3 separate regions of the Homo sapiens genome follow, and regions 1 and 2 are each linked to region 3. The links are chromatin contacts, found by Hi-C or POLR2A ChIA-PET in ENCODE. All regions are on one chromosome and are shown on one strand. The core of a region is the stretch at or near the end of the contact, and the rest is flanking DNA. Distances in the headings are between cores, read along the strand shown.

Region 1 (3,115 bases), core at 434-2,933, 140 kb after region 3:
CCTCTAATCCCCTCCCAAATTTCCAAGGTCTTCTCATGGGAGTGTCAAGGCCTTGGTTCAAGACTCCCCACATTTCATTTTCAAAATCCCATATGAGATGCAAGCCTGTGAAAAGATACTTAACATTATTAATCACCGGAGAAATGCAAATTGAAACCACAGTAAGATACCTACTAACCCCTACTAACAACATGGCTAAAATTTAAAAGATTTCCAATATCAAGTGATGGCAAGGATATGGAGTAACTAGAACTCTTAGACATTGCTGATGGGAGTGTAAAATGTACAGCCTCTTTGGGAAAAGACTGGAAGTTCCTTATAAAACTAAACATACATTTATAATATGCACTAATAACTCCACTGATATTTACTCTCCTGGTATTTACTCAAGAGAAATGAGAGCATATGTTCACCCAAAGACTGGAAACAACCTAAAATGGTTATTAGTAAATGAATGAGTAAATTAATTGTGTCGTGTCCACATAAATGCAATACAACTTGGCACTAAAAAGGAATGGACCCGGCCGGGTGTGATGGCTCACGCCTGTTATCTCAGCACTTTGGGAGGCCCGGGGGGGGTGGATCACTTGAGGTTGGGAGTTCGAGACCAGCCTGGCCAATATGGTGAAACCCTATCTCTACTAAGAATACAAAAATTAACCGCGTGTAGGGGTGCACGCCTGTCATCCCAGCTACTAAAAATACAAAAATTAGCCAGGCGTGGTGGTGGGTCCCTATAATCCCAGCGACTCGGGAGGCTGAGGCAGGAGAATTGCTTGAACCTGGGAGGCGGAGGTTGCAGTGAGTCGAGATCGCGCCACTGCACTCCAGACTGGGCGACAAAGCAAGACTCCATCTCGAAAGAAAAAAAAAAAAAGGAATGGACCTGTGATTCACTCAGCAATGTAGGTGAATCTCAGAAACATTTCGTGGCATGAAAATAGCCTGATGCCAAAGAGTCCATCCTAGGTGATTTCATCCATATAAAATTTTAGAAAAGGTGAAACCAACACATAGTGACAGAAGGCAGATTAGTGATTAGTTAGGGCAGAGTGGGTATTGACAGATGGGGCAAGAGGAAATGTTATTGGAGAGATTCTAAATCTTGATGGGGGGGGGTGATGATTTTTTGGTTTTGTGGGTTTTGTAGGTTTTTAGTAGGTTTATCCAAACTGTGAATTTTATTGTACGTGGATTATATCTCAATAAAGCTGAGAGCGTGCAAAAGACTTTATTCCTTCCAGCCAGGTCCATGGGTCCCAGCACTGCTGCCTCCTTAACTGGTTGCAAAACAGAAACCGGCACTCTCTCTCCTCTCTCCTTTCTCAGGTTCCTGGGCCAGTCTCCCAAGACAGTGAGTAATTAGCCGCGAAAGAGTCTTGGATGTGAAGCCAAAAACAACAGCAGTGTCACATCAGATGCTGAGACATCTCCAGCTAAGAGCTGAGCTCAGCCCCCACCCGCCCCCTCCACCCCCCAGCCGCAGCCACCAGCAGAAGGAAAACAGCCCCGTGCGGCTGAGTTCAACCAGGGCTGCCTTTCTCCACCGTGTCCGCCATTCTGGTCTCGTGCCGCAGCAGGCATTGCTAGATGATTGCCGTCATGGCTCATACTAACAATAAATAGGTCCTCCCGGGGACCCACCACCCAAACTCCTTGTGCCGGGAACAGCTACTAAAGGGGAGGCCCTTTCCATATTCCGCTTCATTCTCCCCTCCTGGCGTGCCTCAAGGAACGACCACTGTCCCCAGGTTACAGGTGAGGAAGCCGAGGCTCTGAAATATGACTGCGCCAAGTGGCCAGAATCTCGAGCAGCCTGACTGCCTCCCGCCCCAGCCCCTGGAGGCCTCGAGTCCTCCTTTACAGAAATGCCTCCCACCCCCAGCCCAGTTCATTCCAGCAGCCTCCGAGCTCCCCCTTCTCCATCCCTCCCTGCGGTCTGAGCCCTGCCTTCCGAGCCCTGCCTTCCCAGTGTGGAAGGGGAACTGGGTGGGGTAAGGCACCTCTGTTTTCTCACGAAAAAGTCCCTCTCTAGGGCGGAGGCCCTTGAAGAAGAAGGAAAGGCTGTGGGGATTGATGGGCCCCTGGAGGACTGTCATGGGGGGTGGGTGTCTGCAAGTCCAGAGGCACATCCTGCCCCCTTTCAGGGGCCTCTGGTGTGGGGTCTGGAAGTGAGTGGCTGGTGCAGGCTGTGGTCTTCCTGCTAAGCCACTAGGGCTGCTGGGGCCATAGCCTCCAGAGCCTGCTCACAACTGGTCTACTCAGCCTCCAGTCCAAGCCGCTGAGCACAGATCTCAGGGCCCTGCACGTTCTGGGCCGTGCCTCCTGACATCTGAGATGAGAACGAGCCCTCCAGGAGGTCCCATATGATGTGCCCCTGTGACCTGCATTGTCTGGAGGCAGTAGACCCAGTAGTTGGTGACCAGGAGTGAAAATCTGAACAGTCTCCTGTGTGTCCCTGGGCAACTTGCTCAACCTCACTGATCTCTGAAAATGGGCACGATAATAGGACCTGGGTGGTTGAGAGTACACCACAGGACCACATGTGCCTTTCTTGGCCCACACTGGTCCTTCTGCCTGGAATTATTTTCCACTTGTCAGGTGCTTCTTCACCCCAACAAGGCTCAATCAAGTGTGTTCTTCTCTGGGAAGCTGCAGACATCTGACCCCAGGCCACAGAGTCATACCCAGTCTGGCTCCCACAGCCCTCCCAGGCTGTCTGGTGTCAGTGCAGTGCTGTGGATGGGAACACACCTCTACCATGTTGAGCTGCTCTGAGGTTTAAATGCGTTACTGCTAATTGGGATCTTGGAACAACTCCTGGTGCATAGTGAGTACTCAAGAAAATGTGATGTCTCTTTATTCTCTTAGCAACTTTTGTCCTGGGTGAAAGTTGTCTGCCCTCCTCACCGGCCTGCAGGCTCTTCTAGGGCAGGATGGGGCTTGGTTCCTGTCTGCATCTGGTGAATCCCCTGACACACATTAGGTATCCTTACTCAAGGGAAGAGGGGCTTGCCTTTGGGACGGGGATGATGAAACTCAGCAGCCTTTGCAGGGTTTGTGATTTAGCCTGTGTCATTTTTGTGTGTCAGCGTAACTCTGGCTTGGCTTAGCT
Region 2 (3,323 bases), core at 158-2,657, 240 kb before region 3:
TTTTTTTTTTGGTGGGCTAGGCATTTTTGAAAACATTGCCTCATGTGACAGCACTCTTATAAAGTATCATCTCCATTTTATGAATGAGTAAACTGAGGCACACAGTGGCTATGTGACATGTCCGGGGTCAATAGCTAGTGAATGACTGAGCTGGAATTTGAACTGCAGCGTGGTCCTGAGCTTGCATCTGTGCTTTTCCATCTGTTAGCTGCTATGAGCATGTGAGGGTTACAATGAGATGCCCCCTGTGAAACAGTGAATAAAAGAAACAGGGGCTCCCGGGAACATCAATTTAGGGTGAGTCAGAACAGAGGGACTAAGTCATTGGACAGAGAGCAGCTCGCAGGTGGGCAGACTCACAGCCCCTTCCTCAGACCGAGGCGTGAGGTGATCAAGAAGCCAGGCTCTGGAGCCCAAGGAAAACCTGTTCTAATCCCCACTCAGCCACTTTATAGCTCTACAACCACCTCTCAGTGCCTCAATGGTCAAATCAACAAAATGGGCTCAATAACAGTCTCAACATCAGAGCTGTCATGATGATTGAGAAGACGGAAGAAGAGAGCTTAGCATGTCTAGCCCCCAGGAAGTACTCAATGAGTGACAGCTATGCCTCCTACTGTTGTTATAATTAACTGAGCTAAACAGGTATCACTTATAAGGGGTTTGGGCAGCCTTGGAACAGAAGAAAAAGGACAGTCCTGGTGGTAAGTGGGAAAAACCCATCCGCCAGGGTCTAGCAGGGGCATTTCAACCAACAGGTTTCAAGTATTCATGTCCCATTGGTGGGATACCCCCAGGGAAGCCCAAGGCTGTCTTGTCTTGAGACCACTAATTGCTGGGTCATCCCACTCTGCAGACTCTGACCATGCTCTGCTGCCCACTAAGGCCTGGCGTCTTCTCCATGACTTTGAGTGTTGGGGTCCTGGGGACACCCCTGTCAATCAACAGCAAATTAATCAACAGCCATCTTGGTGTGACTCAGTAGCCTCATGAGTTTGGGTAAAGTGCCTGTGCCCTGAGAGCAGGAGTGTCTGTCTGTGTTGAGCACCCAGGGGTCTGTGTCTGAAGGACTCGGACCAGATGCAGGGCTGTTTGAGACCTGCAACCCCAGGACCTTTGTAGGACAGAGACTACCTGCTCTTTGTCAAACGCATCACACCCTATCTCCTGGTTAGATCTGTTCTCCTTGACTCTGAGACTGCCACATGGCAGGGACTGGGCTTTTCAATTTTACCCAGGGACAGCGCCTGGCCCAAGCTAACCCCCAGGAAAGGCCTCCAGAAAGGAATCAGAAGAAAGTGCGTCGGTGCAGCCGCCTGTCATCTCTGCTCTCCGTCAGCAGAGGGCGCCGCCGCACACAGCTCGGCCCAGCCACCGCCCGCGCACCTTGTTGGCCACCGTGTACTGGTAGGAGTACCGCTGCTTGCCACTCTTGTCCTCATAAACCGTGGGCACAATCTTCAGGATGTAGTCGTGGGAGGCCAGGGCTGCGGGAAGGACACAGCAGAATGAAGCAGGGGGACGGGCACTGCCCGCTGACAGCTCTATGTCATTTCAATCCTAAGCCTAAATTCCCTGGGCACGGCAGGGGGCTCATTCCCCAGTTTTACCACCAACCAACTGCTCTTCATCTTCTCCCCTTGGATACCGGGAATTGGGAGACTCTATCCATCAGGATCTTTCCTCCTGCACTGTGCACATCATTAAAATTCTGGAAACAACCCAAATGTCCATCAATAGAGCAACCATGAAAGAGTGAGTGTTGGCCAGGCGTGGTGGCTCACGCCTGTAATCCCAGCACTTTGGGAGGCCGAGGTGGGTGGATCATCTGCAGTCAGGAGTTCGAGACCAGCCTGCCCAAGATGGTGAAACCCCGTCTCTACTAAAAATTCAAAAATTAGCCAGGCGTGGTGGCAGGTGCCTGTAATCCCAGCTACTCAGGAGGCTGAGGCAGGAGAATCGCTTGAACCTGGGAGGCGGAGGTTGCAGTGAGCTAAGGTCATGCCACTGCACTCCAGCCTGGGCGATAGAGCAAGACTCTGTCTCAAAAAAAAAAAAAAAAAAAGTGTGGGTGCTAGGAGCAGCTATTCTCCAACAGGGAAAAGAACCAAGTCATGGGACAGGATACACATGTGTCCATGGATTGGGGGAGGAGGAGACACTCTGTATCCATGTAAATATATAGGAGAATTATCTGGAAAGATGCCCAAGGAACCACGGGCAGCTTTAGCTTCTGGGGAGGAAGGCAGGATTTGAGAAAGATCCCATTTCATTGTACATCCTCTGACATTGTCTGAATAGTTTTACTTTTAAAACAAACTAGGTTTCAGTATTAAAAAGAAAAGAGCCTATCAACCAGAAAAACTGCACCAATGAAGCACTGATGAACTGAGAATGGGGAAAGAAATCAACGGCAGATCAGTTCTTCCTGGATGGGGGAGCTGCTGAAGGCAGGGATGGAGCCTTACTCAACTCTGTGTCCCCAGAGCCCCGTGCAGGGCCTGGTACCAAGTGGACCGTGGCAAATGCTTACTGAATGAATGAACGGATGGAAGGATGATTGGACAGGGGCATGAATGAAAGCACAGATGAATCAGCTGCTGATAAGCGTGAGGTAACTGGAATCCAATGCTGGGCTGATAGAATGCTGGCCCAGAGCTGCCAAATATCACTCAGGAAAGGTATGAACTCTCCTGGGCCTTCTGGGATGCTTACAGGAAGCTCATGGGCCTTCCACAATCTCGGGTCACGGACTACAGAGCTAAAATAACACAGAAATTTAGGCCTGTGGGTTCTAAGCCTGGTCGCAGAGTCGAGTCAGTCCTCTTCTGTAAGAAGGCTGGGAATGCAGACAGCATTCACTGCCCTGACACTCCCTCCCTGCCCCTTCCTGCCAAAGCCATATCTCAGTAAGCAAAGGAAGTGCTTCTTGAATTGTTTTGAGTAGGTTCCTCTGAAAACCCGAGAAAAGTCCTGCAGCCGCAGAGCCCAGTCCATGAAGACTCCAACATCCCTCTGTTCAACCCTGTAATGGTTCTCAGATGTCAGAAGCAGTCGAATCATTTGGAATAAAAAGACACCTGGACCTCTTTCCAGGAGCATCCCGCCAAATGGGTCAAGGGTGGAGCTCAGAATTTGCATTTTTAAAACAAGAGCCCAAGACCACGCTTGATAGTGGTGTCCAAACGCCCATTGCCCTAGGTTAAAAACTTGAAGGAATGAAAAAGTGAATGCCTTATCAAAATCACCCCTGTAATATTTCTTGTTAAAATTTGTACAAGGCCGGATGTGGTGGCTCACGCCTGTAATCCCAGCACTTAGGG
Region 3 (3,439 bases), core at 571-3,070:
TAGCTGGGATTACAGGCGCCCGTCACCACGCCCGGCTAATTTTTGTATTTTTGGTAGAGACGGGGTTTCATCATTTTGGCCAGGCTGGTCTCGAACTCCTGACCTCAAGTTATCCACCTACCTCGGCCTCCAGAAGTGCAGACGTGAGCCACCGTGCCCTGCCCCAGAGCAAACTTCTTTTGAACCAGCTGGGGCATAAATATCTCAAGCACTGGGGAGGCACTTTTTTTTTTTTGATGGCCAAAGGTGCAGTTTTAGCTGCATTGTCATTTCTGTCTATCTTTGAGGGTTTAAAAATATTGCATTTTCCTCCCCTACTTGTTTTATTCTAATGTGCCCGGCACAGGGTCAGACGTGCGGGTTAAACGGAGCGGGTCAGGTCAGTAGGACCGGAGTAAAGAAACGTCGTGTCCATGTGCCATCCTCCCAGCATTGCAGGGGCGGGGAGATCCTTTCCCAGCCCCAGCCCCAGCCCACCACACCCTCAGCTCCAGTCCACCCCCAAACGCAGACTTGACCCCAGACCCAGACTCAATGTCACCCTGACGTGCCTCCTCAAGGTTACCCAGATCCACAAGGCCATTTGCAGGAGTCTGGCTTCCCGGTCGTTGCGGCTTCTGCAGGATGCGCTCGGGGGGATGGTAGGGGGTGTAAATCTGTCCAGCACCTGGACCTTGACCAATGTCTTTCTGCTCAGGTCTTTGCCACTTCTCACCGTGGCCACTAGAGAGCGACAGTGCTCCATCTTCTAGAAAGAAACCGTCCAATCCCCGCGCCTTCTGCCGAGGAGCCTGGCGAGCCACCTCCCTGAACTTCAGGACTTTCAGTTTCACTCCCTTATGGTGAGGGCGCGGAAAGGGAAGCCCGAGGGGACGGGGCCCTTACCCAGGATCACTCCCAGCCCAGGCCGTTTCATTGCCCTTTGCCTGTCCGTCCATCCTTTCCTGGGAGGCCAAGGGGAGCTTGCCCTGTGGGAGGAAGCCTGCTCAGGAGCGCCAGCCAGCAGGGTCGTGTGAACCTCTTGGAGAAAGGCTGGTTTGTTGCAGAAGGCAAATGTCTCTTGGGACCTTTGCCCCCACCCTGGAGGGCTCCTCCAGCACGGGGCCCATCAGCTTCTGCGTTTGGGCAGCTCCTTTCTGCAGGGAGTGCTCAGGAGGAGCTTCTGCCTGCCAAGGGCTGTCCAGCATCTAAGGTCCAGCTCGGGTAGTACCTTGCGGGAGGCTCCCCCAAGCCGGGTCTGTATTCATAACACCTCCAGATGAAATAACTCCAGGGTGGAAAGATAGCAAGGTCAGCCGGGAGGGATGGCCCTGGAGTAGGTTCTAGACAGCCCTGGGACCACCTGTCAGAGGGACAGAGGCAGAAGGGAGTCTGCCATTGCTCAGAGTCATGTAGGGAACTCTTTTTGTGCTGATCAGGGGTGGGGTGGCACCAGAAAAAGGAGACGGAGTCAGCGTGGGAAACTGCGGGCAGATGGGGAAGCCAGAGAGGGTTCCTGGGAACATCCTGGTGTTTCTTTCCTGGGGTGGCCGTGGCAATCTCTCAGAGCCCCATCTCCATCCCTCTGAGGTGGGGTGGTTGTCCCTGGGGAACCCAAAGTGGGCTTGGGCCAGCGTTGAGGCTGGGGGGGCCAGCGTGGCTGCAGGCAGCTCCCCGCTCAGCTCAGTTGGGGAAGGCTTGGTGCTTCCCACGCCCCTCCTGGAATGCGGGGCTGCTCCTGGGAGTTGAGCAAAAGTGTGGCTTTCCCCTTGGAGTCTGAGGTCGGTCAGCCTCCCAGGCCTGGGGCCAGCGCTCTTGACTGGGAACCAAGACAAGCAAGGGGCGGGGGCCTGGGCCAGCCCCGAGGCCTGGCACGACCCCACCAGCAGATCACCACTCCGGTTCATTCTTTGTGGAAGGGAGGTGTGCTAATGCCAGAAATTCCACGCTGGGTGTGGGTGAGGGGTGTACACACTAAGACTCTCCTGTTTGGTAGACCCTGTGTTGGGAGCCGGGGATGCGCCGCGTCACCTGCAGATGCTGCTGACAGTGTCGCAGGGCAGGCTCACTGAGGTGGCACGGGAGGCCCAGGAGGTTGTAGGAGGATGGAGGCAGCCCCTGGCCCAGATGGGACAGGGGAGGGCATGGGCGAGGGGTAGCTGGTGTAGCAGGGTCTAGAATACTCCTAAAAAACATTTAGCACCTGCTATATGCCAGCCACTTTCTGACACAATTTGACACCCCTCTTCCTTCGAAGCTGCAGAAACTGAGGTTCAGAGAGGGTATGTAACTTGCCCAAGATCCCACAGCACAGGCAGGCCTGTCCCCTCAGCTGGAGGGAACTCACCCACCACACTAGACCCCATCACACTGGAAACCCCAGCTCAGAGCTAAGATGCCAGGATGCAGCCTCCTAAGGGCTGAGGGAGGGTGTGGTCTTACAGGGCCCACGTAGGGGCCACGAGGGGGAGGCTCAGAAGGGGGCATCCCCATCGTGCAGCTACAGGGGGCACATTCACGTAAAGTTTGGTATGTGAGAGGCACCCTTAGGAAGCCCAGTGGGGAGGGCAGGTCCTCTGCTGGCTGGGGCAGAGCATGGATGTGAACTCAGTTAGGCCGGCCCAGCCCTCCTAAGCAGGCCCACATGCTCCTGAAAGGATGGCCAAGGTCTTCGCTGGCCAGTCGGAGAGTCAGGAGAGTCAGGCTGTCTGTCTGGGGAGAAGGGTTTAGACCTGGGAAGGCCCAAGCTGAGAGGGGAGGAGGCTGACGAAAGGGGATCAGGCTGCCTGAGGCATTTCGTTTTGATGCATCTCCTCCCCAACACACCCCACTGCTGGGCTTCTGGAAGCTTCTCCATAGGTGTATTTAACAGCCAAGGTCGGGGTTCTGTTCCCATAGCTCGATGCCTGGAATAATCGTGTTTTCCACATCCCTGTGTGGGAGCTTCCAAGAGCTGGGAGATCAGAGCCTGAAGGGAAAAGCAAATATTCCCTGTCCCTGGAATTGAACGGATAGGCATTGTGTGAGTCAGGACACAGCTGATGTTCTTCTAGAAAAAGCCCTTCGAGGTGCTGAATCTGGCTGTTTTTTTCTTGTCCTTTTCTTCTTACTCTCCTTCCTCCTTTCCCTCCCCCTCCTCCTGACAATGTACCCACAGACATGCTGTGATGTGGTGGAAAGAGCCAGGCCTGGTTCAAATCCTGGCCCCACAGCTCCTAAGCAGTGTGATGTGGGGCAGCCCCTTCCCCTCCCTGTAAAATGGGACCGTAATACAATGGGTGGCTGGTGGGAGTCTGTGAAATCACAGCTGCAAATGTTCTAGGCCCATTTGCACTTGGGAACCAGGGGGTCTAGGTCCAAGGACATAATTACAAACAGAAAGCGAAGAAACTTTTTGTCTTTGAGAGGCCATATAAAGTAGGAGAAAGTTACTGATTCCTTCTCAGTCTTGGCTTCTTGC

Evidence for each region. Hi-C counts contacts between places; a loop is a spot of excess contacts on that map. ChIA-PET counts read pairs that join two places held with the same protein, here RNA polymerase II (POLR2A). Pooled maps may share reads with other maps.
Region 1: a map of sigmoid colon shows a loop between it and region 3 (5-fold over the local background). The contact joins the promoter of LINC01944 here to the enhancer-like site in region 3. A Hi-C loop is called at or near these places in 11 of 168 maps with a recorded cell type or tissue (Calu3, Right ventricle myocardium inferior, cardiac septum and 8 more) and 16 of 50 pooled maps. POLR2A ChIA-PET finds 5 or more read pairs at or near these places in 1 of 52 experiments (BJ).
Region 2: a loop to region 3 is called in a pooled map, with 2.6 times the contacts of the local background. The contact joins two enhancer-like sites. A Hi-C loop is called at or near these places in 3 of 168 maps with a recorded cell type or tissue (GM13977 and motor neuron) and 2 of 50 pooled maps. POLR2A ChIA-PET finds 5 or more read pairs at or near these places in 5 of 52 experiments (K562, MCF 10A, T-cell and 2 more).

Annotation. Positions count from the first base shown.
Region 1 is chr5:172,557,582-172,560,696 of GRCh38, reverse strand. LINC01944 (long intergenic non-protein coding RNA 1944) reads left to right here and starts at 1,683. Exons shown (of 3, transcript NR_146726.1): 1 at 1,683-1,758; 2 at 2,602-2,830.
Region 2 is chr5:172,930,600-172,933,922 of GRCh38, reverse strand. ERGIC1 (endoplasmic reticulum-golgi intermediate compartment 1) reads right to left here. Exons shown (of 10, transcript NM_001031711.3): 8 at 1,387-1,487. Among named protein-coding and RNA genes, the nearest start is that of MIR10523, 17 kb to the right of the region's middle. RefSeq lists an enhancer at 1,527-1,596 and a silencer at 2,544-2,613. Within about 2 kb of position 1,407, at least 21 of the 41 ENCODE cell types and tissues checked have a DNase peak (open chromatin) inside an H3K27ac peak, as active enhancers do.
Region 3 is chr5:172,694,979-172,698,417 of GRCh38, reverse strand. LOC107986479 (a long non-coding RNA gene) reads left to right here. Exons shown (of 3, transcript XR_001742997.1): 2 at 698-842. Among named protein-coding and RNA genes, the nearest start is that of MIR5003, 35 kb to the right of the region's middle. RefSeq lists enhancers at 482-541, 612-771. Within about 2 kb of position 1,820, at least 13 of the 41 ENCODE cell types and tissues checked have a DNase peak (open chromatin) inside an H3K27ac peak, as active enhancers do; they include heart left ventricle, heart right ventricle, ovary and 1 more, where a contact is called at or near this core.